2 separate regions of the Homo sapiens genome follow, and region 1 is linked to region 2. A link is an interaction called in ENCODE POLR2A ChIA-PET data of the cell type or tissue named here. Cell type or tissue: GM12878. All regions are shown on one strand. Each heading gives the region's core, and the rest is flanking DNA. Links, peaks and the distances in the headings are about the cores only.

Region 1 (15,528 bases), core at 4,547-12,546, 75 kb before region 2:
CGCCTCCCAAGCAGTTAAGACTACAGCATGCACTATCATGCCTGGCCAATTTTTCACCTCTGTGGAAAGAACGGGTCTTGCTATATTGCCCAGGCTGATCTTGAACTCCTAGTGTTATGTAATCTTCCTACCTTGGCCTCCCAAAGTGCTGGGATTACAGGCATGAGCCTGGCCAGTTTATTTTCTTTCTTTCTTTCTTTCTTTCTTTCTTTCTTTCTTTCTTTCTTTCTTTCTTTCTTTCTTTCTTTCTTTCTTTCTTTCTTTCTCTCTCTCTCTCTCTCTCTCTCTCTTTCTCTCTCTCTCTCTTTCTTTCTTTCTTTCATTCTTTTTTCTTTTTTTTTTTTTAGACAGGGTCTTACTCTGTTGCCCAGGCTGGAGTGCAGTGGCATGATTATGGTGCCCGCCTGTAGTCCCAGCTACTCGGGAGGCTGAGGCAGGAGAATGGCGTGAACCCGGGAGGCGGAGCTTGCAGTGAGCCGAGATTGCGCCACTGCAATCTCAAAAAAAAAAAAAAAGATTTTGGAAGTTTGGCCGGGTGCGATGGCCCATGCCTGTAATCCTGACACTTTGGGAGGCCGAGACGGGCAGATCACAAGGTCAGGAGTTCGAGACCAGCCTGGACAACATGGTGAAACCCCCACCTCTACAAAAAACACAAAAAAATTAGCTGGGTGTGGTGGGCACCTGTAATCACAGCTACTTGGGAGGCTGAGGCAGGAAAATCGTTTGAACCCTGGAGGCAGAGGTTGCAGTGAGCCGAGATCATGCCATTGCACTCCAGCCTGGACAACAGGGTGAGACTCCATCTAAAAAAAAAAAAAAAAAATTTGGAGGTGAGATGTTTACCATTTTAGAACACTTCAAGGGATGACAAAGCCCAAAGCTGCACTGTCCAGCAGAAATAGAATGTGAACTACATTTGTAATTTTGAATTTTCTAATAGCCACATTTTCTTTAAAAAAAAAAAGTGAAAAGGCTAGGCACAGTGGCTCATGCTTCTAATCCCAGTACTTTGGGAGGCTGTGGTGGAAAGATCGCTTGAGTCCAGGGCTTCAAGATGAGCCTAGGCAATATACTGGGACCTCTACAAAACAAACAAACAAACAAAGGCAAAGAAAATGAAAGAAAAAAAATTAGCCAGGTGTGATGGTGTGCACCTGTAGTCCCAGCTACTTGGGAGGCTAAGGTGGGAGGATCACCTCAGCCCAGGAGGTCAAGGCTGCAGTGAGCCATGATCGTGCCACTGCACTCCATCCTGGGTGACAGATTGGGACCTTGTCTCAAAAATAATAATAAAATACAATAAATAAGGAAAAAGAAACATAAAATTAATTGGAAATAATTTTAATAATATATTTTCATATTATATATATGTGTATATATGTATATACACACACAAAATATGCTTTTAACATATAATCTATTTTATTTATTTTTTGAGACAGGGTCTTGCTCTGTTACCCAGGCTGGAGTGCAGTGGAACAATCACAGCTCACTGCAGCATTGACCTCCTGGGCTCAAGTGATCCTCCCACCTCAGCCTCCCAGGTAGCTAGCTAGAACTACAGGTGCATGCCACCATGCCTGGCTAACTTTTTTTTCTTTTCTTTTTGTGGAGACCAAGTCCCACTATGTTATCCAGGCTGGTCTTGAACTCCTGGGCTCAAACAATCCTTCTGCATCAGTCTCCCAACATGCTGGGATTACAGACATGAGCCACTCCACCTGGCCTATAATCAGTTTTAACAATGGGTATATCCAGTGATTGACAGCACAGACTCTAGAGTCACATAAAACTGGGTTTAAATCCCTGGTCCATCATTTGCTATGCTCCAACAACTTAAATCATTTATCCCTTACAATGATATCATAAAGAACTATTATTATCCTAATTTCACAAATGAAAAAACCGAAGCAAAAAGAAGTTAAACAACCTGCCAAGGGTTCTAGAGCTAGCTAAGTGTAGAGCTGAGAAATCACCCAGTCAGCCTGGCTCCTGGGCGCACACCAATGACTGCTATCTCTGCTCTTCTGTACAGAGCCTGACCTGGTATCCCAATGGAGATGCCCAGGAGGCCACTGAGAATCTGTAGCTAGAAAACGTTGGTGTCCTCAACCAGTAACCATTTTATGAGTCTCAACTCAGTGGGGAGTATATATGAAAAAATTATTTTTCCTCAAATCAGTGCTTTCAACCATATTATACTAAATCCCCTTTTCCTATACTTTAACAACATGCTGGACAGATATCATGATTTTCCATTTAGATTCCTCACTTTCAGTGTGAAAACTGAGTTCAGTCCAGCTGAAAACCACAATCACATACCTAATTCAAAACTTCCCTATCTGCTATGACCTGAATGTTGACGTCCCTCCAAAATTCGTATGTTGAAATCCTAACTGCCAGGGTGATGGTGTTAGGAGGTGAGAGCTTTGGAAGGTGATTAGGTTATGATGGTGGGGCACTCATGGATGGGATTTGTGCCCTTATGAAAGAGGCCTCAGAGAGACCCTGGCCTTTTCTGCCACATGAGGGTTCGTGGACCAGGGAGTGGGCCCTCACCAGACAGAATCTGCTGGTGCCTTGATCTTCAACTTTTCTGGAGAATTGTGAGGAACAAATTTCTGTTGTTTACAAGCTACCCTGTTTATGATGTTTTGTTATAGCAGCCTGAATGGACTAAGACACTATCCTTCATTCCTTGCTTAGAGCTACAGCTTGAGGAACCAAAAGAGGTGGCGGTCAGGAGGCGGGGATAGAGTCAACTTCATTATTTCCTCTACCACACTGAGGTGAAATCTGGCTTTCATTTTCTTGACTCCCATTCCACCCCACCCACACCCTGCCTAGCCTCTGACTCTTACTGCTGGAGTTCCCTTACCTGACCAACTATGTCTTGGGGCCAGCTAAGGTCCAAGAAAACATGTGTATCCCTGCCACCCAACCAGCAAGCAGCAGCAACTACTCCAAGGTTGCCCTCTCTCTTGTGCTGCCATCTCGAAGCCAAGGTTCAGTTGAGGCAAGAAATGCCTGTCTGGCCGGGCGTGGCAGCTCACGCCTGTAATCCCAGCACTTTGGGAGGCTGAGGGGTGGGGGGTGGATCACTTGAGCTCAGGAGTTCGAGACCAGCCTGGCCAACATGATGAAACCCCGTCTGTACTAAAAATACAAAAAATTAGCTGGGCGTGGTGGCGGGCGCTTGTAATCCCAGCCACTCAGGAGGCTGAGGCAGAGGCAGAAGAATCACTTGAACGCGGGAGGCGGAGGCTGCAGGTTGCTGTGAACCGAGATCGTGCCACTGCACCTGCACTCCAGCCTGTGTGAAAGAGCAAGACTCTGTCTCAAAAAAAAAAAAAAAAGAAAAGAAATGCAGCCAGGCGTGGTGGCTCACGCCTGTAATCCCAGCACTTTGGGAGGCCAAGGCGGGTGGACCACAAGGTCAGGAGATTGAGACCATCCTGGCTAACACAGTGAAACCCCGTCTCTACTAAAAATACAAAAAAAAAAAAAAAAATTAGCCAGGCGTGGTGGCGGGTGCCTGTAGTCCCAGCTACTCGGGAGGCTGAGGCAGGAGAATGGCGTGAACCCGGGAGGTGGAGCTTGCAGTGAGCCAAGGTCGCGCCACTGCATTCCAGCCTGGACAACAGAGTGAGACTCTGTCTCCAAAAAAAAAAAAGAAATGCCTGTCTACTTGTTGCAGGCACCCCCAGTCTCTCTCAGCGTTTCTACTGGAGGCTTCTCCCTCACTTAGTTTTTTGTTTTTTGGTTTTTTTTTTTCCTTTGAGACGGAGTCTTGCTGTGTAGTCCAGGCTGGATGGACTGCAGTGGTGAGATCTCGACTCACTGCAAGCTCCGTCTCCTGGGTTCAAGCAATTCTGCCTCAGCCTCCCGAGTAGCTGAGATTACAGGTATGTGCCACTATGCCCAGCTAATTTTTTTGTATTTTTAGTAGAGACGGGGTTTCATCATCTTGGCCAGGCTGGTCTTGAACTCCTGGCCTGAAATGATCTGCCCACCTTGGTCTCTCAAAGAGCTGGGATTACAGGTGTGAGCCACCGCGTCTGGCCACCCTCACTTAGTTTTGTGAAGGAAAGAAATACCACATGGCCAAGGGCAACTCTCATTTCCTCTGTCTGCTCCACTTCTCCCCAGCCTCTTTTCTATAGACGGGAGTTGAGGATAGGGTGAAAGCTGCCATGAATAAGGCTCATTCTGCTGTTCGTTAGTAAACCCAGGGGTAGAATCTAGCTCCAGTGATGGGTGGCTCTCTTTAAAACATATCTTTCTTGGTTCTTCTTTGCCTCGGCTTTTGACGTTAGTCCTTGATTTTGATTCAACAGAAGCAGCCACTTTTGGCATCTTGTTATAGATGCACAGGTGGTAATTGAAGCCATGAGAGTTAACCAATATATAAAGAACTGCAGACAGCTGAGAAGGAGTGCTATCTTCGTCCTTTATTAAGAGTCAGCTATTGGCCAGGCGCAGTGGCTCACGCCTGTAATCCCAGCAATTTGGGAGGCCAAGGCAGGCGGATCACGAGGTCAAGAGATCCAGACCATCCTGGCCAACATCGTGAAACCCCGTCTCTACTAAAAGTACAAAAAATTAGCTGGGCGTGCTGGCGGGCGCCTGTAGTCCCAGCTACTCGGGAGGCTGAGGCAGGAGAATCATTTGAACCTGGGAGGCAGAGGTTGCAGTGAGCCAAGATTGCACCACTGCACTGGTGACAGAGTGAGATTCCATCTCAAAAAATAAATAAAAAGTCAGCTATTAGCACCTTCGGAGGCTGAGGTGGGCAGATCACCTGAGGTCAGGAGTTGGAGACCAGCCTGGCCAACATGGTGAAACCCTCTCTCTACTAAAAATACAAAAATTAGCTGGATATGGTGGTGCATGCCTGTAATCCCAGCTACTCAGGAGGCTGAGGCATGAGAATCACTTGAATCTGGGAGGCAGAGGTTGCAGTGAGCAGAGATGGAGTGACTGTACTCCAGCCTGGGCAACAGAGCGAGACTCAGTCTCAAAAAAAAAAAAAAAAAAAAAGAAGATTAAAAAAATGTGATTATGCACTGGTGAAATAGCCATTGTAGAATCATGTCTTGAAATGTCCTATGTTGACTAAATGTATCCAGAATTGCCATGTGAAATGTGTGAAGGACAAGATGTTCTGTGTTTGGTAAATGTGTATGAGGAAGAGAGAAACAATTAGAAGTTCTCTGTCACACAATCTACACACTACCAGGAAGTTATTCTAGAAAAAATAACGTTCTCTAAAACGAACCATGCAATCTGACACCCGTCTTCCACCTCTCAGGGAAGAGAAACTTCAAAGGCAGGAGGCAGGGCCAATGCATGATGTGTTCTATTGTCCCAAGGAGACCTGCCTGAGCCTTGACCCTAGTTTCTGATGGCTTTCCGTGTTGAGTGTAGCCTAAGAAGCAGAAACTGAATCTACTGGAACCTTTCTGAATAGGGTTTATTTAATCACATGCACTGTTTCCTGTTTAAAGCATTTCCCAAAATGGCATAGCACCTCCTCTCCAATGGTGGTCAAATTGCGATGTGTACCCTTGGGGGAACTTGAAGAATTTCTATGATGTACATGGGCAGGAACAGCTTGAAAGGACCAATTTCTGAGTCTCAGCTTCCATTTGCACTCCGTAAAATTGACCTACCTGGGAATGTGTCTATGGTCTGCTAGTATTCCAGTCCCCCTTCTCCTAGCATACAAAATAAGGCAGACTTCTCACCCATCCCAAAACTTTTATGTTGTGTAGGGTGCAGGGGTGAGGGGCTGTACAAACTCTCTGAAACACAAAATAAAGGTACTATTCAGCCTTATTTCATCCAGATACCCAGATTCATACCTTGATTAATTAGCTATCTATCTATTGCTGCATAGAAAATTAGCCCAGAACAGCCAGGCACAGTGGCTCCCACCTGTAATCCCAGCACTTTGAGAGGCCGAGGTGGGCAGATCACGAGGTCAGGAGATCAAGACCATCCTGGTCAACATGATAAAACTCTATCTCTACTAAAAATACAAAAATTAGCTGGGCATGCGCCTGTAATCCCAACTACTTGGGAGGCTGAGGCAGGAGAATCGTTTGAACCCGGGAGGTGGATATTGCAGTGAGCTGAGATTGCACCACTAAACTCTGGCTTGGTGACAGAGAGAGACTCTGTCTCAAATAAATAAATAAATAAATAAAAATAAAAAAAATAAATTAGCCAATAACATAGTAGCTTAAAACAACAATAAACACAAATTCCCCAGGGTCGTTATGGTGGGATGCGACTTCATCACCAGATTGACCTATCAAGTGCAAGGAAACTTGGCTTCAGGAGAGGCTAACTTACTTCTGTGTAGTGTAGGGGGAAAAGAGAAAACACACACACACACACACACACACACACACATGTGCGCGCACGCACAGCGGTAAAGCAGAAGTTTCCAGCTGGGTTTTCTGTCCCTTTGGCCACATAATCAAGTCAGGTGATCTAACTTGTTAAAACCATCAGTAAAGAAATTGACCCTGGGGTTTCCCAGATTCAGTTTTTATTTTTATTTATTTTATTTATTTATTTTTTTTGAGATGGTGTCTCACTCTATCACCCAGGCCGGAGTGCAGTGGTGCCATCTCAGCTCACTGCAACCTTCGCCTCCTGGATTCAAGCGATTCTCCTGCCTCAGCCTCCCGAGTAACTAGGATTACAAGCGTGCACCACAACGCCTGGCTAGGTTTTGTATTTTTAGTGGAGACAGGGTTTCACCATGTTGGCCAGGCTGGTCTCAAATTCCTGACCTGGACAGAGGCCTGGCAGGTGATCTACCTGCCTCGGCCTCCCAAAGTGCTGCGATTACAGGTGTGAGTGACTGCGCTTGGCCCAGATTCAGATTTTAAACAGCACATGACAAATCTTGCTGCCCTTCTATCCGCTAAAGGTAAAAAACCAAACGTCCATAATTCTCCAAAGGCAAAGATAGAGTTTTTCCAGTACAGATGTAAGTCAGCCTATTATCCACACATTCCCAACAAATGGCCTTTAAGAGCCTTTGGTGCCAAATTCAACAAATGGAAGGGTTTTACACAGGTTAGGAAGATCACCAGATGCATGTGAGTCATGTTTACTTGAAGATCACTCTTCATGACACATATTAAATATTCTTAGTGCTTACATACTTAATGAAGCCTTATAGGTATTCTGTAAGTATTTATTGAGAAATAGGAAAGAAGAAGGAAGAAGAAAAAATACAATTCTTGTGGGTTCTATTTTCCTTTCTGCCTCTGCGCTTTCCCTATACTAAGCATTTTTGCTTCCTCATCTACATTGTAGTTCTACTCTCAGCTGTTTACACTTCACTTTCCTAAAAGCACCAGTGTGACCTTGATATCTGGCCCTAATTTAGCCTTTTGATGTCCATAGTTTCTGTTTTCTCCATCTGACACATGTTCGTTTCTCTTATTCTTGGATGCCTAGGTTCTGGGCTCCTATTGGGTTATCTTTCAAGTCATCCCAAGATAGAAGATAGACTTCCTGCTGAGAGAGAAGGCAGTTAGAGGCTGGTTAGGCAGATAGAGAGGGAGGGTCTCTGGAGAAGGGCAGTGTTCACAAGAACGCTAGCAGGACCGTACCTACACCGCCTCTGCAGCTAATGGGAAGAAATGTGGTTAAGAACTTCCCCTTATGCCAGGATGTTGCTCAGAAGGGACTGTCCTAACTTAGGCACAGGCGGAATAAATCAACCTAAGTGTCCTTGGCCCAGCTCATCATAGTGTCATTAACATGACATTTTTGTGGTTTTAGCCCCTTGGTGGGTTTCACTTAGGCACTCGTGGGTAACAACCAAGATGGAGTCACTCTGGCCAATCCCAGGCATGTGCAGATGCAACACCCTTAGGAGGGAACTTTACCCCTCCCATTTTGGGCAGAACCCACAGAAGACTTCCTTCCTTCCTCTTCCACATAAAAGACCCAGAACTCAGCCCCATTTCTGAAAACTTGCTTTCAGGGCACCTCTCTTTGCTGAGAGCTTTCCTTTTGCTTAATAAATCCTACTCTACTTACTCTGTGGTGTCTGTGTTCCTTATTCTTCTTGGTCCTGGGATAAGAACTCGGATGTAGCTGAACTAAGGAGTGATTTAGACTGCAATGCTGCTCCAGAAGATAGACTTCCTGCTCCAGAACATAGAAATGGGTGTGATATCTTCTCCCAAATTCAAAATAAATGACAATGGCTGAGCACGGTAAATTATGCCTGTAATCCCAGCACTTCGGGAGGCTGAGGCCAGCGGATCACTTGAGGCCAGGAATTCGAGACAAGCCTGACCAACACGGTGAAACCCCCTCTCTACTAAAAATGTAAAAATTAGCTGAACGTGGTGGCTGATGCCTATAATCCCAGCACTTTGGGAGGCAGAGATGGGCGGATCACTTGACGTCAGGGGTTTCAGACCAGTTTGGTCGACATGGTGAAACCCTATCTCTATTAAAAATACAAAAAGAATTAGCCGAGCGTGGTGGCACACGCCTGTAATCCCAGCTACTTGGGAAGCTGAGGCATAAGAATTGTTTGATCCTAGGAGGCCAGATCATGTCACTGCACTGCAGCCTTGGCAACAGAATGAGACTCTGTCACCAAAGAATAAATTAATACACAAATGAATAATAAAAAGTAAAATAAAATAAAACAACTCAATAAGCCCTACTTACCACTCTTTTCTAGGCAAATAGGTTAAAAGAGTTGTGTAACCTTTCATATTTATGTGATACCTTTCACGATTGATGCCATTCACTTCTTTTTTTTTTGAGACAGAATCTCACTCTGTTGCCCAGGTAAGAGTGCAGCAGCAAGTTATTGGCTCACTGCAACCTCTGCCTCCCAGGATTAAGCGATTCTCGTGCCTCAGCCTCCCAACTAGCTGGGATTACAGGCATGCGCCACCATACCCTGCTAATTTTTTTTTTTTTTTTTAGTAGAGACGGGTTTCCCCATGTTGGCTGGGCTGGTCTCAGACTCTTGGCCTTAAGTGATCTGCCTGCCTTGGCCTCCCAAAGTGCTAGGATTATAGGCATGAGCCACCATGCCCAGCCACTTCTTCTTTTTTTCTTTTATTTCAATAGCTTTTGGGGGAACAGGTGGTTTTTGGTTACATGGATAAGTTCTTTAATGGTGATTTCTGAGATATCAGTGCAACTATCACCTGAGCAGTGTACACTGTGCCCAATGTGTAGTCTTTCATCCCTCAGTCCCCTCCCACCTTTTCCCCTGAGTCCCTAAAGTCCAATGTCCATTTTATCATTCTCGTACTTTTGCTTCTTCATAGCTTAGCTCCCATTTGTAAGTGAGAACACACAATATTTGGTTTTCCATTCCTAAGTTACTTCACTTAGGGCCTCCCACTCCATCCAGTTGCTGCAAATGCCATTATTTCATTCCTTTTTATGGTTGAGTAGTATTCCAAGGTGCATATATACCACATTTTCTTTATCCAGTCGTTGGTTGATGGGCACTTAGGTTGGTTCCATATCTTTGCAATTGTGAATTGTGCTGCTGTAACCATGCACATGCAGGTGTCTTTTTCATATAATGACTTCTTTTCCTTTGGGTAGATACCCAGTAGTGGGATTGCTAGATGGAATGGTAGTTCTACTTTTAATTCGTTAAGGAATCGCCATACTGTTTTCCATAGTGGTTGTACTACTTTACACTCCCGTCAGCAGTGTAGAAGTGTTCCCTTTTCACCACATCCATGCCAGCATCTATTAGTTTTTGATTTTTAATTATGGGCATTCTTGCAGGAATAAGCTGGTATCTTATTGTGGTTTTAATTTGCATTTCCCTGATAATTAGTGATGTTGAGCATTTTTTCATATGTTTGTTGGCCATTTGTATATTTCTTTTGAGAATTGTCTATTCATGTCTTTTTCCCTCTTTTGGATGGGGTTATTTGGTTTTTTCTTGCTGATTTATTTGAGTTACTTGTAGATTCTCAATACTAGTCCTTTGTGGGATGCATAGTTTGTGAATATTTTCTCCCACTCTGTGGGTTGTCTATTTACTTTGTTAATTCTTTCTTTTGCTGTGCAGAGCTTTTTTGTTTAATTAGGCTTCATCTATTTATTTTTGTTTTTGTTGCATTTGCTTTTGGGTTCTTGGTCATGAACTCTTTGCCTAAACCAATGTCTAGAAGAGTTTTCCTGATGGTATCTTCTAGCACTTTTTTTTTTTTTTTGAAACAGAGTCTAACTCTGTTGCCCAGGCTTGAGTGCAGTGGCACGATCTCGGCTCACTACAACCTCTGCCCCCTGAGTTCAAGTGATTCTCCTGCCTCAGCCTCCTGAGTAGCTGGCATTACAAACACCTGCCACTGGGACCGGCTAATTTTTGTATTTTTAGCAGAGACAGGATTGCACCATCTTGGCCAGGCTAGTCTTGAAATCTTGACCTCGTGATCCACCCGCCTCAGCCTCCCAAAGTGCTGGGATTACAAGCATGAGCCACTGTGCCTGGCCTCTTCTAGCATTTTTGTGCTTTCAGGTCTTAGATTTAAGTGGTTTTTTTTTGTTTGTTTTTGTTTTTGTTTTTGACAGTCTCACTCTGTCCGAAGGCTGGAGTGCAGTGGCGTGATCTTGGCTCACTGCAACCTCTGCCTCCCGGGTTCAAGCGATTCTCCTGCCTCAGCTTCCCCAGTAGCTGGGATTACAGGCACCTGCCACCACGCCCAACTAATTTTTGTATTTTTAGTAGAGACGGGGTTTCACCATATTGGCCAGGCTGGTCTCAAACTCCTGACTTCAGGCTATCCCCCTGCCTCGGCCTCCCAAAGTGCTGGGATTACAGGTGTGAGCCACCGCACCAGCCAGATTTAAGTCTTTAATCCATCTTGAGTTGATTTTTGTGTAAGGAGAGAGATGAGGATCCAGTTTCATTCTTCTACATGTGGCTTGCCAATTATATCAGCACCATTGGTTGAATAGGGTGTCCTTTCCCCACTTTATGTTTTTGTTTGCTTTGTCAAAGATCAATTGGCTGTTAGTATTTGGCTTTATGTCTGGGTTCTCTATTCTGTTCCATTGGTCCTATGTTCCTATCTTCATACCAGTACCATGCTGTTTTGGTAACCACAGGCTTGGCACATAGCTTGAAGTTGGGTAATGTGATGCCTCCAGATTTATTCTTTTTATGTTGTATTGCTTTGGCTATGCGGGCTCTTTTTTGGTTCCATATGAATTTTAGGATCTTTTTTTCTAGTTCTGTGAAGAATGATGGCAGTATTTTGATGGGAATTGCATTGAATCTGTAGATTGCTTTTGGCAGTAAGTTCATTTTTGCAATATTGATTCTACTGATCCATGAGCATAGGATGTGTTTCTATTTGTTTCTGTCATCTATGATTCTTTTTTGTTTGTTTGTTTGTTTGTTTGTTTTTGAGACAGAGTCTCACTCTGTCTCCCTGGCTGGACTGCAGTGGCACAATCTTGGCTCACTGCAACCTCCACCTCCCGGGTTCAAGCAATTCTCCTACCTCAGCCTCCCGAGTAGCTGGGATTATTGGCATGTGCCACCATGCCCAGCTACTTTTTGTATTTTTAGTAGAGACGGGGTTTCGTGATGTTGGCCAGGCTTGACTTGAACTCCTGACCTCAGGTGATCCATCTGCCTTGGCCTCCCAAAGTGCTAGGATTACAGGTGTGAGCCACCACACCCAGCCTATGATTTCTTTCAGCAGTGTTGTGTAGTTTTCCTTGCAGAGGTCTTTCACCTCCTTGGTTAAGTATATTCCTAAGTATTTTATTTTATGTATATATTTTTTGCAGCTGTTGTAAAAGGGATTGAGTTCTTGATTTGATTCTCAGTTTGGTCGCTGTTGGTGTATAGCTGTGGTACTGATTTGTGTACATGGATTTTGTAGCCTGAAACTTTACTGAATTCATTTATCAGATCTAGGAGCTTTTTGGATGAGTCTTTAGGGTTTTCTAGGTATACAATCATATAATGAGTGAATAGTAACAGTCTGACTCCCTCTTTTCCAATTTGGGTACCCTTTATTTCTTTCTCTTGTCTGATTGCTCTGGCTAGGACTTCCTCCATTAACTTCTTTACAATTATCTTTGCAATCTGAGTTTACTCCTTATTAAATTTGTTCTCAATTCTTTAGGAAGATTGAATTTTAGTGTATAAATCCTGTTGACAAATGAGGTACTAGAATGATGAGAATTCTCTTTAAGAGGCCATTTCTGAGATAAATCTACATAGCAAGTAGGTCTAGTTGCTCAGTCCTTACACCTCCAAGGGAGCCTGGAATCATGATTGACCCTTGGCAAACCCTCGGAAATGTTCTTAGGATGTTCTTTATGTCACTAATTGATGATTTTGTTGTGTACACTTGGAGCAATGTACCATGCCATGCTGGCTTGCTAATTTGCTTTGCACAAACATTGAGATTGATGATGTACCCCTGGTCTCATTGTTGTGATCCTGAGTTTTGGTTGCTATGGCTAATCGCATAACAGGATATGTCTTTGTGATTGGTCCCTGATAAAAGCCTTAGACTCTGAAACCTGAATGGGCTTCCCTGAGCAGAGACATTTCACATATGTTCATTTCTAGAGAGAAAATACATCCTGTGTGACTTCAGATGAAAAAAGACTTGAAATATATGTTGGATCTCTCTAAATACTGCTACAGTCTCATCAATATACCATAATGTAGTAGTCTCTTGTTGTGTAGTATCACCAGGAGTTCTTTGTCTTATGACCATGCAAATTAAGGAATGTGGATGCAAAGCGTGAGGTTGGAGTGAAAGTTTAATAAATGAAAGAAGAAAGCTATCTATAGTGGAGAGGGGAGCCCAAGTGGGCTGCCGTTTTTACAGTTTAATTTAAAAGGTTTTTGGTTTGTTTGTTTGTTTGTTTGTTTGTTTGTTTTTTGAGATGAAGTCTTGCTCTCGTCCCCCAGGCTAGAGTGCAATGGTGCGATCTTGGCTCACTGCAACCTCCACCTCCCGGATTCAAGCAATTCTCCTGCCTCAGCCTCCCAAGTAGCGGGATTACAGGCACCTGCCACCACACCTGGCTAATTTTTGTATTTTTTAGTAGAGATAGGGTTTCACTTTGTTGGCCAGGCTGGCCTCAAACTCCTGACCTCAGGTGATCCACCCACCTTGGCCTCCCAAAGTGCTGGGATTACAGGCATGAACCACCGCACCCGGCCAGAAGTTTTTTTGTGTGTTTTTTGTTTGTTTGTTTGTTTTGGAGATGGAGTCTTGTTCTGTCACCCAGGCTGGAATGCAGTGGCATGATCTTGGCTCACTGCAACCTCCACCTCCCAGGTTCAAGCAATTCTTCTGTCCCAGCCTCCCGAGTAGCTGGGACTACAGGTGCCTGCCACCATGCCCGGCTAACTTTTGTATTTTTAGTAGAGATGGGGTTTCACCTTGTTGGTCAAGCTGGTCTCAAACTCCTGACCTCAGGTGATCCACCCACCTCGGCCTCCCAAAGTGCTGGGATTACAGGCGTGAGGCACCATGCCCGGCCTGATTTTTTAAAAGTTTTTATAGGAAACTCCTCTCATCTCTTTAGTTGTTGAGTAACTTATCTGTAAAGTCGTCTGCATAACTCCACACTATCTACAGGTGTGAGCCACTGTGCCTGGCCCAGGCTGACTCTTGTTAGGGACTAATGCAACCAATGACTTTAAGTTGGAGCCAGTGCTCACTGACCATTCTGAAAATCCTAGGGCTCGTAAGAATTATGCTAAGTTGGGCCAGTCGCGGTGGCTCACGCCTATAATCTCAGCACTTCGGAAGGCTGTGGCAGGCAGATCACTTGAGGTCAGGAGTTTGAGACCAGCCTGGCCAACATGGTGAGACCCTGTCTCTGCTAAAAATATAAAAATTAGCCGGGTGTGGTGGTGCACACCCATAATCCTAGCTACTAGGGAGGCTGAAGCAGGGGAACTGCTTGAACCCAGGAGGCAGAGGATGCAGTGAGCTGAGATTGTGGCACTGCACTCCAGCCTTGGCAGTAGAGTGACACTACATCTCAGAAAAAAAAAAAAAAAAGAATTATGCTAAATCTACTCTATTGCTCTATAATTGTAACAAAAAAGTCTGAATGACAGCACATCTGTTTACAGCATGATTTACTGAATTACTATTATTATTATTATTTTTTGAGACAGGGTTTCCCTCTGTCATTCAGGCTGTAGTGCAGTGGTCTGATCTTGGCTTACTGCAACCTCTACCTACTGGGCTCAAGTGAGCCTCCCACCTCAGCCACCTGAGTAGCTGGGACTACAGGTGCATACCACCATGCCTGGCTAATTTTTTTATATTTTTGGTAGAGTCAGGGTTTTGCCATGTTGCCCAGGCTGGTCTTGAACTCCTGAGCTCAACAAATCCACCTGCCTCAGCCTCCTAAGTGCTGGGATTACAGGCATGAACCACCACACCTGGCCAATTGACCGAATATTTTAATCCCACTGTTGAGACCTACTGCTCCAAAAAAAAACCTTCCTTTCAAAATATTACTACTCATGGACAATGTTCCTGGTCACCCAAGAGCTCTGATGGAGATGTACAAGAAGGTTAATGTTGTTTTCATGCATCCTAACATATCCACTTAGCAGCCCATGAATTAAGGGGCAATTCTGACTTTCAAGCCTTCTTATCTAAGAGATACATTTTGTAAGACGATGGCTGCTACAGATAGTGATTCCTCTGATGAATCTGGGCAAAGTGGATTGAAAACCTTTTGGAAAGGATTCACCATTTTAGGTGCCATTTGATTCATGTAAGTAGGTCAAAATATGAACATGAACTGGAGTTTGGAAGAAATTGATTTTAATCTTCATGGATGACTTTGAAGAGTTCAAGAGTTCAGTAGAAGAAGTAACTGAAGATGTAGTGGAAATAGCAAGAGAACTGGAATTATAAGTGGGGCCTAAAGATGTGACTGAATTGCTTCAATCACATGCTAAAAAAAGCTTTAATGGATGAAGAGTTGCTTTTTATGGATGAGCAAAGAAAGTGGTTTCTTGAGAGGGAATATATTCCTGGTGAAGATGCTGTGGATATTGTTGAAATGATAATGAAGGATTTAGAATATTCCATAAATTTAGTTGATAAAGCACCTTTAAAAGGATTTATTACAATTTTGAAAGAAGTTCTACTATGAGTAAAATGCTATCAAACAGCATAACATCCTAGAGAAATCTTTTGTGAAAGGAAGAGTCCACCACAGCCAGCATTATACTGATTGGGGAAAAGTTGAAAGCATTCTCTCTGAGAACTGGAACAAGACAAGGATGCCCACTTTTATTACTTCTATTCAACATAGTACTGGAAGTCCTAGCCAGAGCAATCAGACAAGAAAAAGAAACAAAGGGCATCCAAATCAATAAAGTGGAAGTCAAACTGTCCCTGTTCAGTAAAGTTTCAGAATACAAAATCACTGTACGCAAATCCGTAGCACTGCTATACACCAACAGCAACCAAGCTGAGAATCAAATCAAGAACTCAA
Region 2 (15,528 bases), core at 2,836-10,835:
GGCTGGAGTGCAGTGGCACGATCTTGGCTCACTGCAAGCTCCGCCTCCCGGGTTCACGCCATTCTCCTGCCTCAGCCTCCCGAGTAGCTGGGACTACAGGCATGCGCCACCACGCCCGGCTAATTTTTTGTATTCATAATAGAGACGGGGTTTCACGGTGTTAGCCAGGCTTGTCTCTATCTCCTGACCTTGTGATCCACCTGCCTCGGCCTCCCAAAGTGCTGGGATTACAGGCGTGAGCCACCATGCCCGGCCAATTCAAGTTCTTTACTAGAATGACTTGCAAATATTTTATCCTTTTCTATAGGTTGTCTTTTCAGTTTCTGGATAATGTCCTTTGTAGCACTAAAGTGTTTAATTTTGGAGTAGATCAATTTTTCTATTTTTTTCTTTTATAGTTTGTGTTTTTGGTGCCATAACTAAAAAAACATTACCTAATCCAAGGTCACAGGGATTTACATCTATGTTTTCTTCTAAGAGTTTATAATTTTAGCTCTTATGTTTAGGTCCTGATCCATTTTGAGTTAATTTTTGTATATAGTGTATGGTACTCAGGTGCCAAATTCATTATTTTGTATGTAGATATCTAGTTGTTCAGAACCATTTGTTGAAAGATTATTCTTTCCTCCATTGAACTGTCTTGGCAGCCTTGTTGAAAATCAATTGATGCAAGAGTCTGGGTTTATTTCTGGACTCTCAATTCATTGTCCTCAACTACATGTCTATTCTTATGCCCATACTACAGTCTTGATATTATAGCTTTAAGCAAAGTTTTGAAATGGGGAGGTGTGAGTCTTTCAATTTTTAACTTTTTCAAGATTGTTTTGGTTATTCAGGGCCCCTTGCAGTTCTATATGTATTTGAGGATCAGCTTTTACATTTCTGAAAAAATTAAAAATGCTGTTGGAATTTTGACAGGGATTGTGTTGAGTCTGCAGATTAATTTAAGAAGTACTGATATCTTAACAATATTAGATATTCCAATCCATGAAAACAGATGTTGTTTCAACTAGTCTTCTTTCTTTTTCTCTTTTTCTTGCTTCTCTTTTTGGTTTTCAGTAGGATCTTGCTCTGTCACCCAGGCTGGAGTACAGTGGCGCGATCATAGCTAACTACAAACTCAAACTCCTGATCCTCCTGCCTCAGCCTCCTGAGTCATCTCTTTCAATGATCTCTTTTTCAGTATGAGTCATCCATTTCTTTTGTTTGTTTGTTTCTTTTTTTTTTTTTTTTTGAGACGGAGTCTCACACTGTTGCCTGGGCTGGAGGGCAATGGCACGATCTCAGCTCACTGCAACCTCCACCTCCCGGGTTCAAGCAATTCTCCTGCCTCAGCCTCCCGAGTAGCTGGGATTACAGGTGCCCGCCACCACACCCAGCTAATTTTTTTGTATTTTTAGTAGAGATGAGGTTTCACTATGTTGGCCAGGCTGGTCTCGAACTCCTGACCTCATGATCTGCCTGCCTCGGCCTCCCAAAGTGCTGGGATTACAGGTGTGAGCCACCTTGCCTGGCTGAGTCATCCACTTCTTTTGTTAAATTTGTTGCAAAGTATTTTATTATATTTGATGGTATTATAAATGGAATTATTTTCTTAATTTTATTTTTGGATTGTTCATTGTTACTTTATAGAAATACAACTGATTTTTGTATATTGATCTTGCATTGTTGCACCATTCTGAGCTTGTTTATTAGCCCTAATGGATTTTTTGTGAATTGTTTAGGGATTTTTATCTCATCTGCAAAAAAAGATAGTTGTCCCTCCTCTTTTCCAACCTAGATGCCTTTTATTTTATTTTCTTGCCTAATTGCCTTGGCTAGAACTTCCAGTTCAATTTTGAATGCAAGTGATGACAGCAGGCATTGTTGTCTTGTTTCCAATAACTTTTAACTTCTAATTTTCCCCCAAATATAAAGATAAACACATTAGATAGAAAAATATTACTGATAATAGTAGTCATCATTATTTAAAATCTTTTGTTAATGGGAGTACTTCTAATATTTTCCTTTGAACATAAGCTGTCTTGAGGTTAAAATAGATTCATATTAAGGAAATGTCTTCTATTCTTTTTTTTTATTTTTCAAATTTAATTAAAAAAATTTTTTATTTCCTCATTCTTGCTGTCAACTTATATTCTTATTCTTTTATGATCATTTTTGATTGAAAAGTAGATGGGCCAGGCACTGTGGTTCACATCTATAATCCCAGCATTTTGGGAGGCCGAGGCAGATGGATCACTTGAGGTCAGGAGTTCGAGACCAGCCTGGCCAACATGGTGAAACCCCATCTCCATTAAAAATACAAAAATTAGCAAGGCATGGTGATGCATGCCTATAATCCCAGCTACTTGGGACACTGAGGCAGGAGAATCACTTGAACCCAAGAGGCTGAGGTTGCAGTGAGCTGAGCTGAGATCGCACCACTGCACTCTAGCCTGGGTGAAAAAGCGAGACTCTGTCTAAATAAATAAATAAATAAATAAATAAATAAATGTTAAAAGGTTTTTTTTTTGTTTTTTTTTTTTGAGATGGAATCTCACTCTGTCGCTCAGGCTGGAGTGCAGTGGTGTGATCTCAGCTCACTGCAACCTCCACCTTCCAGGTTCACGTCATTCTCCTGCCTCAGCCTCCAGAGTAGCTGGGACTACAGGTGCCTGCCACCACGCCTGGCTAATTTTTTGTATTTTCAGTAGAGACAGGGTTTCACTGTGTTAGCCAGGATGGTCTCAATCTCCTGATCTCATGATCTGCCCACCTTGGCCTCCCAAAAGCTTTTAATCAAATTATTTTTCAAAGTCTGTTGAGTTGATTGTCCTTGGGTCTCTTTATAAAATAGATTTCCTAATAATTTATTATCCTTGTATTTCTGAAATAATCCCCATTTTTGTCCTTTCATTCTTGTAAGGTATTACAGGATTCTTTTTCCTAGTACCTAGTATTATTTCATCAATACATATAAATGAGATTAGTGCTCAGGTTTTTTTCTACACACCTTGTTAGAGTTAGTGTCAAACTATTCTTGCTTCATAGAAGTATTTTAGATGGTTTCTTTCTTTTTTTTATGTGTTAGAAAAGCTCACATAGCTTTGGAATTGTTTCCTTAAAGGTGGAATATAACCACCTATGAAAATATCTAGACCTGGTACTCCTTTTGTGGAATAGCTCTTTATACTTCTTTTATGGTAATTATTTGCTTATTTAGATTTTCTGTTTTTTTTTTTAAGATCAGTTTTGGCAAGTCATACTTTCTTTAAAAATAATCCATTTTATCTAGAATTTCCAAATTATTGCATCAAGTATATTTTAGCTGTTTTTCCTAGTTAACTTAGCTAAAAGCCTATCTTTTTTATTTTTCAAGTAACCAGCTCTTGGATTATATATTTAATTCTACTTTTTTTCTAATTAAGTAGTTTCTATTTTTATTTTTTCAATTTCTTTGCTTTCTTAGCTTTGTTTGGCTGATCTTTAACTTCATTCATTTTGATGCTTTCCTTCTTTCTTTCTTTCCCTTCCTTCCTTCCTTCCTTCCTTCCTTCCTTCCTTCATCTTCTTTCTTTCTTGATGGAGTCTCGCTCTGGAGTGCAGTGGCACGATCTTGGCTCACTGCAATCTCCGTCTCCTGGGTTCAAGTGATTTTCCTGCCTCAGACTTGTGAGTAACGGGGATTACAGGTGCCTGCCACCATGTCCAGCTGTTTTTTGTTTGTTTGTTTGTTTGTTTTTTTGAGACAGAGTCTCCTCTGTCGCCCAGGCTGGAGTGCAGTGGCACGATCTCGGCTCACTGCAAGCTCTGCCTCCCGCGTTCAAGCGATTCTCCTGCCTCAGCCTCCTGAGTAGCTGGGATTAGAGGCATGTGCCACCATGCCTGGCTAATTTTTGTATTTTTAGTAGAGGCGGGGTTTCAGCATGTTAGCCAGGATGGTCTCCATCTCCTTACTGCGTGATCCACCCACCTCAGCCTCCCAAAGTGCTGGGATTACAGGCATAAGCCACCGTGCCCGGTCCTCACCTACTTTTTTAGTAGAGACAAGATTTCACCATGTTGGCCAGGCTGATCTTGAGCTCCTGACCTCAAGTGATTTACCCACCTTGGCCTCCCAAAGTGCTGGGATTATAGGAGTGAGCCACTGCACCTGGCCTATTCTCTTATTAACTAATACAGTGAAGTTTTCCAGCTGCCTTACGATTTGTTCACCTGTGGATGTGACCTACTTTGAATATTTGTAGAGCCAGATTCTAAGATACGTTTGTGTCAACATGACTTGGAATATATGCAATTTATATCTGCTTAAAAGCCAAAATCATTTAAGTGTGCACAGATAGCCAGTAACAGGGATGGTTAAACTTAGTGCTTCATGTAACTTCAGTCTGCTTTGACAAGGACAGCTAGGCCCTCAGCTTTATGCAAACTTTCTGCATTGTAACTTGTTTGCTCTCTCTCAGACCCAAACCCCACTCCATATACCTATCCACCAACTAAACTGTGCTGCCTTGTCCTTCCTTTTCTTTTTTGACACAGTTCATTAAGTTCAAGACTTCCCCTAGCAAACTGAATACACCCTTTTCTCTTTTCTCTTTCCACAGCTGCCTTTGCCACAGTTTCTGCTCACACACCCCTTCCCTGAGAGGTTTCTAGCTTAGGCTTTGAGTGTCTTCCTATTGTCATAGCCTCCTTTGATAAAGTCTTGCCTTGCTGAGGTCTAGACTTGCATTTTTGCTTTGGCACCACAAGAGATACTTTATTCCTAGAACTCCACTGATTTTTGGATAATTTTGCTGCTAGTGACTTTTGCTTATTAAATAGTATAACTATTTTACACATGCAGCAGGTTTTTGGACTCCCACAGTACAATCCCTAGATACAAATCCGGATCAGTATACATGTCATTATGGCATATTATTAAAGTATTTATTTTTACATTTTTTGTTTTGTTTCTTCCTTTTTTTTTTTTTTTTTTTGAGACAGAGTCTTGCTCTGTCACCTAAGCTGGAGTGTAGTGGTGCAATCATGGCTCACTGCAGCCTCAACTTCCCAGGCTCACGTGATTCTTCCACCTTAGCCTTCCCAGTAGCTGGTTCTACCTGCGCTTGCCACCACGCCAGGCTAATTTTTTTGTAGAGACAGGGTTTCGCCATGTTGCCCAGGTTGCTCTCAAACTCCTGGGCTCAAGCAATTTACCCGCCTCGGCTTCCCCAAATGCTGGAATTACAGGCGTGTGCCACCATGCCCAGTCAAATTTTTTGCTTTGTTTCTTTTTTTTTTTTTTTTTTTTTTGAGATAGAGTCTCGCTCTGTCGCCCAGGCTGGAGTGCAGTGGCGTGATCTCGGCTCACTGCAAGCTCCGCCTCCCGGGTTCACGCCATTCTTCTGCCTCAGCTCCCGAGTAGCTGGGACTACAGGCGCCCGTCACCACGCCCGGCTAATTTTTTTGTATTTTTTTAGTAGAGACGGCGTTTCACCATGTTAGCCAGGATGGTCTCGATCTCCTGACCTCGTGATCCACCCACCTCGGCCTCCCAAAGTGCTGGGATTACAGGCGTGAGTCACTGCGCCCGGCCTTGCTTTGTTTATTAATATTGTTATATATAAAGTTTCAGTGCCGCAAAAGAAATAGCACTCGAATATAAAATTTTCTTTTTAATTCTCAGCAAGGCAAGGTACTTCTATAGAAGGGTGCGCCCTTACAGATGGAGCAATGGTGAGCACACACTTGGACAAGGAAGGGGAGGGGGTTCTTATCCCTGATTCAGGTGGCCCCTGCTGCTGTGTCATTCCCCTATTGGCTAGGGTTAGACCGCCCAGGCTAAACTAATTCCGATTGGCCAATTTAAAGAGAGTGATGGGGTGAGTGGTTTGGCGGGAAAAATGGTTATGACAGAGCAGGTAATGGGAATGAGTCAGGGTGGAGCAGGTCATGGGAATGAGTCAAGGTGGAGCAGGTAATGGGAATGAATCAGGGTGGAGCAGGTAATCAGAACGCGTCAGGGTGGAGCAGGTGATTGAAATGAGTCAGGTTGGAGCAGGTGATTGAAATGAGTCAGGTTGGAGCAGGTGATCAAAATGAGTCAGGGTGGAGCAGGTAATTGAAAAAGGTTGCTTTATGAGGAAGTTTAAAAGTAGAAGGTAAATAATTGAACATACTGACATATTCTTTGAAAACAAGTTTAGAATTCATATCTAACAATATGACTTTTTTTTTTTTTGAGACGGAGTCTCGCTCTGTCGCCCAGGCTGGAGTGCAGTGGTGCAATCTCGGCTCACTGCAAGCTCCGTCTCCCGGGTTCACACCATTCTCCTGCCTCAGCCTCCCAAGTAGCTGGGACTACAGGCACCCGCCATCACGCCCGGCTAATTTTTTGTACATTTAGTAGAGACGGGGTTTCACCATGTTAGCCAGGATGGTCTCGAACTCCTGACCTCGTGATCCAGCCGCCTTGGCCTCCCAAAGTGCTGGGATTACAGGCATAAGCCACTGCGCCCAGCCAACAATATGACTTTTATTACTAAGTTCTGCATTTGTAATGAAGCTGCCCCTGCAAAATTATGACAGTAAAAGAAATCTGATGTAATTGACTCCATCCTGCTTCTTACCTCCAAGCTGTTCTTGGTCATACCTGGGCACAGACCAAGCTAACTCTGGGAGGAATGTAGTTGTCAATAGTTTAACTTCGGGCCAGGTGCGGTGGTTCATGCCTGTAATCCCAGCACTTTGGGAGGCCAAGGCGGGGAAATCACCTGAGGTCAGGAGTTCAAGACCAGCCTGGCCAACATGGTGAAACCCCATCTCTACAAAAAATACAAAAAATGAGCCGGGTACAGTGGTGGGTGCCTGTAATCCCAGCTACTTGGGAGGCTGAGGCAGGAGAATCGCTTTAACTCAGGAGGCAGAGGTTGCAGTGAGCCAAGATTGCCCCACTACACTCCAGCTCAGGGGCAACAGAGTGAGACTCTGTCTCAAAAATAAAAATATATAGTTTGGCTTTGAAGCAAAGATTATAATAATCCTTCCCTAAAATGAATTCCCTCCCTGTTCAGGGGCTGAAACTGCCTTTTTAAAACTAATGAAAGGCCATAAGATTAGGGTTATGGGAGGGGCCTGAGTTCTGCTAAAATGTAGGCATAGTTTCTACAATCTCTTATTGCTCAGGAGTCCTGTGGCCAGAGGTCACAGGATTTGTGACTTCTCCAATTGCTCCTATAGATAACACCACTACTGTAAAACCTGAGATTTTTTTTTTTTTTTTTTTTTGAGATTTTCTCAGACTGACTCCACCTGGACTCGTGACTCATGACTCAGCTGGTCCTGTGGCTCCACCAGAAGTGGACTAAGTGCACAAGGACTATTTTCCACACCCCTGTGATTTCCTCCCTGATCACTCAGCAGTACCCATTCCCTAGCTCCCTGCCCACCAAATTGTCCATTAAAAACCCTAATCTCTGAGCCTTCAAGGAAACTGACTTGAGGAGTAACACCATCTTCTGTGTGCCTGGCCTTGTGTCAAATTTTTCTCTACTGCAATGCTGAGGTCTCAGTAAATCGATTTTTGTCTGTGCAGTGGGCTGGAAGGAGTCAACAGGTGATTATAGTAATTCTATATAATATTCTTTAAGATAAGTGTAGAAAAGAATTTCAGAAATTTATTTCATTGTTCATAACTTGTAATAAAGATATTTAAAATACAATGTTTGAACACTGCTTCAGCAGTATCATATAGAGTCTGATGTGCAATATTTTTGTTATCATTACTTTTTAGATGGTCTGCAATTTCATTTGGATTTTCCTCTTGGGCCCGAGAGCTATTTAAAACCAAGATATTTTATTTCCAAATACGTAGGGGCTTTGGTTTCCTCCTTATATTATTGTCTTCTAGTTTTATTGCCTTGGTACTAGATAAAGTTGTCTGTACTGTTTTATCCTTTTTTTTTTTTTTTCTCTCTTTTTGAGACAGAGTCTCTCTCTGTCACCCAGACTGGAGTGCAGTGGTGCTATCTCGGCTCCCTGCAACCTCCACCTCCCAGGTTCAAACAATTCTCCTGCCTTCGCCTCCGGAGTAGCTGGGATTACAGGTGCCTTCTACTTTGCCTGGCTAATTTTTGTATTCTTAGTAGAGACGGGGTTTCACCATGTTGGCCAGGCTAGTCTCAAACTCCTGACCTCAGGCAATCCACCTGCCTTGGCCTCCCAAAGTGCTGGGATTACAGGCTTGAGCTAGTGTGCCCAGCTGTACTGTTTTATCTTTTTGAAATTTATTGAAGGTTTTTTTATTGGAAATATAAAAATATGTATTTTCTGTTTTCAGAAGCACAGAATTTGACATATATCTACCTTACTAATTATAAATTCACTATACCCTTGTTTGGCTTTCTGCATACTTTTGAGAAGAGTTAAAGTATCCCACCATTAATGTATTTCTCTCTACTTTTCTGTTGTAGACCTTGAAGGAAATTAAAATATTTTAGCCCCAAATATATTTCTTTGACATATTTTGAAATGGCTGCCCCTTGGTCAGAAAACGGAAGTGGCCTAGCAAAGCTGTCCTTTGTGGGGAAAATTTGCATCTGTAGAGAATCTCCACTAATGCAGCCCTGCCTCTCTTTTCTATTCCTTTCCCGATCCAGGAGAGACTGGCAGTCTGGCACCTTTAAAGGTGTGGAAATAAACTTTTACCATGTATTCCCTCTGAGGGAGGCTTCTCTGTACAACAAGGCCACCATTGCTAGCAAAGCCTCTTCCTTCCTTTCTTCCTCCCATAACCTGCCTTGCCACTAAATCCTGTTTTTGGACATACTCTGAGTCCGCATTGTTTCTGCAATTTCAAGGTGGTATATAAGCTTCTGTTACTTATTGGGAAATTGGGTCCGCATTCTGAAGGCTCCTGTGTATACATGTTAAATAAATTTGTACGCTTTTTCTTCTATTCGTCAATCTGCTTCATGTCGGTGATTTTTTAGCAAACCTTTAGGGGGTCAACAGCCCATGGCCTCCAACACCTTAACTTTTGCTTTAAGGGCTATGCTTATATCAATGCCATGTTATTTGTAAATAGATATTCATAACTGTTATTTTTGTGAATTTCAACCTTTAGCATATAAAGTGTCTGTGTCTTATTTAGCACTTATTCCCCCAAACTCAGTCATATTTGAATTTATTTATTTATTTATTTTACCAGAAACACGTACACTTTATTGAATGCCGTCGTAAAAAAGTGTGTGAGGATAAAGGGCTGATACAGGACTTGGCTCCGGGAGCAGGGCGAGGAATGGAAGGTGGAGTACAAAGGATACAGGTCATGGGTAGATCTCCTGGCCTCAGTGATGTCTCCTGATCTATCTATGGGCTTGGAAGATTAATACTGGGATGATGATGAGCAGAATGGTCATGAGGATGCCCAAAATCAGGGCCCAGATGTTCAGGCACTTGGTGGTGGAGGCATAGGCCTGGGCCCCAGTCACGTTGCCAACCATCTTCCTGTCCCTAGACTTCACGGAGTAGGCAAATGCTATGAAGCCCAGGCAGCAGGGGTTCATGAAGAGGGTGTTGAACAGGGACCAGACGACATGGTGGGGCACGGAGGTCTTGCTGCGGATGTGGATCACGGTGGACGTTGGGGGAGCAGGGTTGTGGGGCACCCCCAGCACAGCCACCTTGTGCTCCTCCTTGAGCATCTCATAGTTGGGGGGCTGGCCGCTGTTGACAGGAGAGAAGAAGGTTTGGACAGTGTGGTTCATGGTGTCCAGCGAAGACCAGCCGTGGTTGAGTTACTGGGATGGTTCTCAGTGGACCCTCCCTTTCCCCAGTAGTTTTGTTTTCTCCATATTTGAAATTAAGATAACAATTACTTTCGTTTGCATTAGCCTAGTACAGGTTTGCCCATTTATCTTTTTTTCTCTTCATTTTCTGTCCTTCTGAATCTATTAGTTTTAGGTTTGTCTTTGTTTTTATGGTATTGAATTATTTTTTATTTGTGGTTCTATCTGACTTTTTCCCCTTTTACTAGATGAATTAAACTCATTTACAATTATTACAATTGTTTAAAATTTTTGATATGAAAGACATGTTTGGTCATGACTATATCATGTTATTTCATGTTATAATTCATGGTTTCAAAGTTAAAAATATTTTCGTATGTGAGATGTTTTCGTATGTGAGATGTTTTTGTTGTATGTCCATTTCTTCTGATAATTATGCATGTTTGTATTTTGTCAAATGTCTGATCTTCTTTCTTTTTTTTTTTTCTTTGAGATGGAGTCTCGCTCTGTCACCCAGGCTGGAGGGCAGTGTCGCGATCTTGGCTCACTGCAACCTCCTCCTCCCAGGTTCAAGCGATTCTCCTGCCTCACGCTCCTGAGTAGCTGGGATTACAGGTGTGTGCCACACCACCAGGCCCAGCTAATTTTTGTATTTGGTAGAGACGGGGTTTACCATGTTGGCCGTGATGGTCTCCATCTCCTGACCTTGTGATCTACCTGCCTCGGCCTCCCAAAGTTCTGGGATTACAGTCATGAGCCACTGTGCCCGGCCCTGATCTTCTTTCTTTAACCACTATTATCAATGCCCTATTCTGATAATTGCTAATAATTAAATTAGTAGCTTTCTTCTTCCTTCCACCTCCTTTTTCTCTCTACAACTTCTCAATTTTTGTTAATTATATTATGTTTCTTAATGTGTATATTTGTTCTGTTTAATAACAACAATCCCACATTTATTTTAGTTTTAAGCCAATTTACCAGCAGCGCTTATGCTATCTACCCAGTGCTTTCTAGTCATCTCTGGTTTGACAACATTTGTCCATTGGTGGATTCTTCATGTGAGTTAATACAAACAATACCCTTAAGATGTTGTGTTTTCAAAACTCTTTGGCTTTATATACATACATACATATGTATGTATATAAACAAATATATATATGTGTGTGTGTTTGTTTTGTCTTGTTTTGAGACAGGGTCTCACTGTGTCACCTAGGCTGGAGTGTGGTGGTGCAACCATGGCTCACCACAGCCTCAATCTCCTGCACTCAAGCGATCCTCCCACCTCAGCCTCCCAGGTAGCTGGAACTGTAGGCATGCATCATCATGCCTGGCTAAATTTTTTTTTAATTTTATTTTTATTAGGGACAAGGTGTCACCATGTTGCCCAGGCTGGTCTTGAACTCCTGGGATCAAGGAATCCTCCTGCCTCAGCCTCCCAAAGTGCTAGAATTAGAGACGTGAGGCACCACACCACCTACCTTTATATTTAAGCAACAGTTTGACTGCATACAAAATTCCTGGGTCACATCTCTTTGCTGGAGGATTTTATTGGTATGTATACATAATGTCTTCTAAGAACAAATGCTGTGGAGAAATCTGAAATCAGCCTGTTTTTCTCATTATAAGTGATTTATTCTCTGGCTTTTAAATAATTCTTTTTGAAATCTAATAATTTTATCAGGACATAGATTGCTCTTGACTACTTGGAATCTTTTTTAGTAATATGCCATTTTACATTTTTAGACTCGTTTCCTTTTTCTCTGCAATTTTTTAAAAATTATATTTTAAATTTGTTTCCCTGTTTCCTTATTTTTTTTTTCTTTGCTTTCAAGATCTGTGGGTATATGCTTCTCACCAGTTCTGGGAAATTCACAGCCATTATCTCTTTACACATTGCCTCTACTCTTTTCTCACTATCTTTCTAATTGAAACTAAGTGTATGTTAAATCTTCTTGATGCAGAACTGCTGGGCTCCAGGCTAAACTTCACCCTCAAGCCTGGAACCTCAGTCCTAAGTGAAACAGCTGACCCCATTTTTTCCACCCAAATGATTGCTTTTTTGGCCCGCTCCACCCCCTGTCATATGCCTATAAATACCAGACCAGCTAGCAGAACAAAAGGAAGAAAAAGAGCAACCTCAGCAGCTGATGCAAGTGGTCGGGGATACAAGCTGCTGAGCATCAGGAATACATGCAGCTGAGCATCGGAAACTACAGATAGACACGGCTTCAGAGAAAGAGCAGTTTCTTCCCATACCATCCCCTTTCCAATTCCCCATCCTGCTGAGAGCCACTTTTATCACACAGTAAAATCTTCCATATACACTACCCTTCAAAAAGTTTATGTGACCTGATTCTTCCTGGACTCTGAATAAGAATTCGGGTGTCAAGAAGGGCAGGTGCAGAAGGCTGTCAGCCTGGGCTGTTAACACTTAGCCATCCACGGACTGCAGGCTGAGTGAAACAAGCCACTCCAGTTCCTGCCCACAAAGGGGGTCAAGGTCAAGACTTGACCTTGAACTATGAACTATCCTGTCTCATTCTCATCCTATCTTACATATCTTTTAACCTTTTTTTCATATTTTCCATTTCCTTGTTTCTCCCTGTGCATTCTGGATCAGTTATTTAGATATATTTTCTGGTTCACAAATTCTCACTTGAGTTATCTAATCTGCTAGTTCATCCCTCCACTGAGTTCCTACCACCACTTCCCCATCCCCGACCTCATTTTTTTTTTTTTTTTTTTTTTTTTTGTTTTGAGACGAAGTCTCGCTCTGTGGCCAGGCTGGAGTGCAGTGGTGCGATCTCGGCTCACTGCAACCTCCTGCCTCAGCCTCCCAAGCAGCTGGGATTATAAGGCGCACACTGCCACACCTGACTAATTTTTGTCTTTTTAGTAGGGATGGGGTTTCATCATGTTGGCCAGGCTTGTCTTGAATTCCAGACCGCAAATGATCCACCCTTCGGCCTCCCAAAGTGGTGGGATTACAGGCATGTGCCATCATGCCTGGCTAATTTTTGTATTTTTGTAGTGACGGGGTTTTGCCATGTTGACTGGGCTGGTCTCAAACTCCTGATCTCAAAGGATCCACACGCCTTAGCCTCACAAAGTGCTGGGATTACAGATGTGAGTCACCCCATTATATTTTTAATTCCTGGTTCTTTTTGGATTGTTTCCAAAATGTTTCTGTTCATTCCTGTTTCTAGTTGAAGGCTCACTTTTTAAATTATATACTTCTTTAAACACTTCATACACAGCTGTTTTATGTCGTATATATGTAATTATAATTCTAATACTAGAAATATTTGAGAAATCTAAATCAGTTGTTTCTGCTGACTCTCACAGTGATTGCCTTCTTGTGTGTTTGGTAATCCAGTTTGTGAGTTGATGGCTTCATCATAATCTGTGGGAGTCCTCTGTACCAAACTTGGAAAGTTCTCCTCCAGACAAGGTCGGTTTTCATTCCTGTCTGTAATGTTGAGGCTTAGAAACCAATTCCCCAAAATATGGCATGTTTACATCCTGAACTAAGAAGACTCAAGGTCTCTCTGATCTACCCACCCCTCACCAGCTCTTCCAAAGAGGCTCAAGTTCCTTTACCTGCCTAAGCTCCAGACCCACCAAGGAGAACAATAGTTTTCTTCCCTTCCCTGGGAAACCTGCCCAATTGTCCTGTAGAGGTGATGTTTATGGTTCTTTTTAATAAACATAGAAATTTATCCTCCTGGTCTTAAAACTTGAGAAAATTACATCTGTCTTATCTGAGTTGCTTTCTCAGAAAAGAAACCATCAGTCCTCCCAGACAGTATCAAGGAGCTGAAACTTACCAGATCATCACATCTGGACAAAGGGAGCCAGACGCCTCACCAATCATGACTGCCTGCTTCCTGTTGACCCCTTTCTCTTCCTTACCCCTCCCTAAAATTCCCGTTTTTCCACACATAGTTACATTTCTTCCCTGCTATACAAATCCCAAATTTTAGACAGTCAGGGAGTTGGATTTGGGACTGATCTCCCATCTCCTCTGCTGCAGCACTGGATTACAGCCTTCTTCCCTGGCAATACTCATTGTCTTAATGATTGGCTTTCTGTGAGGGGAGCAACAGGACCTAGACTGAATCTTGGGTGTTTTGGTAACATCTGTAAGACCGAAAATGTAACCACACCTAAACAGACCCTTTTTCAAGATAATGACTGACTCTCTCCAAGGATCATTTAAATTCCAAAGAGAACTACCTACAAGTTAATTTCTGTTCCCTGATCCAGTCATTCTCCCTAGCAATCATTTATTACCCCTCATCTAATCTAATCCCAAACCCTAAATCTAATAAAATACTTCTAAAATCTGCACCCCTAATGCCCTCCCACACTCAACCATTCCACTTACTTTGTAATTTAGAGAGGCCTAAATTTTGTTAAAATAGAGGCACAGCTAATAGATGTTTGTTACACTTACTTTCTTTCCCTTTGACATTTTCATCTACCAGGCATGATTACGTAACATAGTCCTTTTTTTTTTTTTTGTGATGAAGTCTTGCTCTGTCGCCCAGGCTGGAGTACGGTGGTGCGATCTCAGCTCACTACAGCCTCTGCCTCCCGGGTTCAAGCAATTCTCCTGCCTCAGCCTCCCGAGTAGCTGGGATTGCAGGCGTGTGCCACCACGCCCGGCTAATTTTTTGTATTTTTAGTAGAGGCGGGGTTTCACCATGTTGGCCAGGCTGGTCTCGAACTCCTGACCTCAGGTGATCTGCCAGCCTCTGCCTCCCAAAGTGCTGGGATTATAGGCATTGAGCCACTGCCTGGCCAACACGGTGAAACCCCGCCTCTACTAAAAATACAAAAAATTAGCCAGGCGTGGTGGCACATGCCTGTGATCCCAGCTACTCGGGAGGCTGAAGCAGGAGAATCGCTTGAACCCAGGAGGCGGAGGTTGCAGTGAGCCCAGGTTGTGCCACTGCACTCCAGCCTCGGCGACAGACCAAGACTCTGTCTCAAAAAAAAAAAAAAAAAGAAAAAGAAACAATGATCTTTAAGTCATGCAGACTGCCTTTGTATTTTCCAGAAGTTGGATCAACTGAGGAGTGCAAGCAGTTTCAATCACCAGGGAGCTCACCTCTTAAGCTGTAGGCGTAGTTGAATGATAGCCCATCATTGTTCTCTTGTTTGCTTTTCTATAATTGCTTATTGCTCAGGAGTTATGTAACAGGCAGTCACAAGCGCTATTGTGAAACCTGAGACTGATCTCTGAGATATTTTTCAGACTTTGCCTTCAGGTGAATCAACTGACACCAGCTTGAACAGTGACCGTGACTGCAACAAAGGAACTGACTCAACCGGTCCTCTGACCACTCCCCTGCAGGAAATGACTCAGCACATGAAGACAGTTTCAACACTCCTATGATTTCATCCCCCAACCAATCCACAACATCTGTTTCCTAATGCCCTACCTGCCAAATCATCCTTAAAAACCTTAGCCTCTGAATTCTTGGTGAGGTGGATCTGGGAAATGTATCCCGTCCTCCTCACTCTATTGCCTTGCAATAATCAAACTCTTTCTCTGCTGCAACTCCTGCTGGCTCAGTGTTTTGGTTTTATCTGTGCAGTGGGCAAGAACCAGTCAGGTGGTAACAGTTCTGATTGTTACTTTTGGGTGATTTCCCCTACAAAGAGGAAAAATACTAATTTTGAACCACCATATTCAATTCTTAAGGCTTCCTATATTCTTAGTGATAATGTCATTTTTGAAGATAACATATTTCAAAGTACAGTAGCTTTGAAG

Evidence for each region. Peaks named below come from ENCODE experiments on the same cell type or tissue, not always from the same donor. Only the 100,000 strongest peaks of a DNase experiment are listed, where the experiment ranks them.
Region 1: POLR2A ChIA-PET joins it to region 2 with 11 read pairs; 4 of 35 experiments call an interaction of 5 or more read pairs at or near these places.

Annotation. Positions count from the first base shown.
Region 1 is chr12:31,825,246-31,840,773 of GRCh38, reverse strand. No RefSeq gene overlaps it. Among named protein-coding and RNA genes, the nearest start is that of H3-5, 41 kb to the right of the region's middle. In GM12878, for the core only: no CTCF peak of the experiment used is centred there; DNase peaks (open chromatin) are centred at 5,272, 5,475 and 7,683; H3K27ac peaks cover 1,707 bases.
Region 2 is chr12:31,748,920-31,764,447 of GRCh38, reverse strand. LOC105369724 (a long non-coding RNA gene) reads left to right here and starts at 7,347. Exons shown (of 4, transcript XR_931501.3): 1 at 7,347-7,576; 2 at 11,112-11,300; 3 at 13,095-13,200; 4 at 15,010-15,315. It also overlaps the pseudogene IFITM3P2. RefSeq lists enhancers at 7,179-7,473, 14,472-15,056, 14,919-15,213, 15,065-15,244, 15,265-15,334 and 2 more. In GM12878, for the core only: a CTCF peak has its summit at 7,324; no DNase peak of the experiment used is centred there.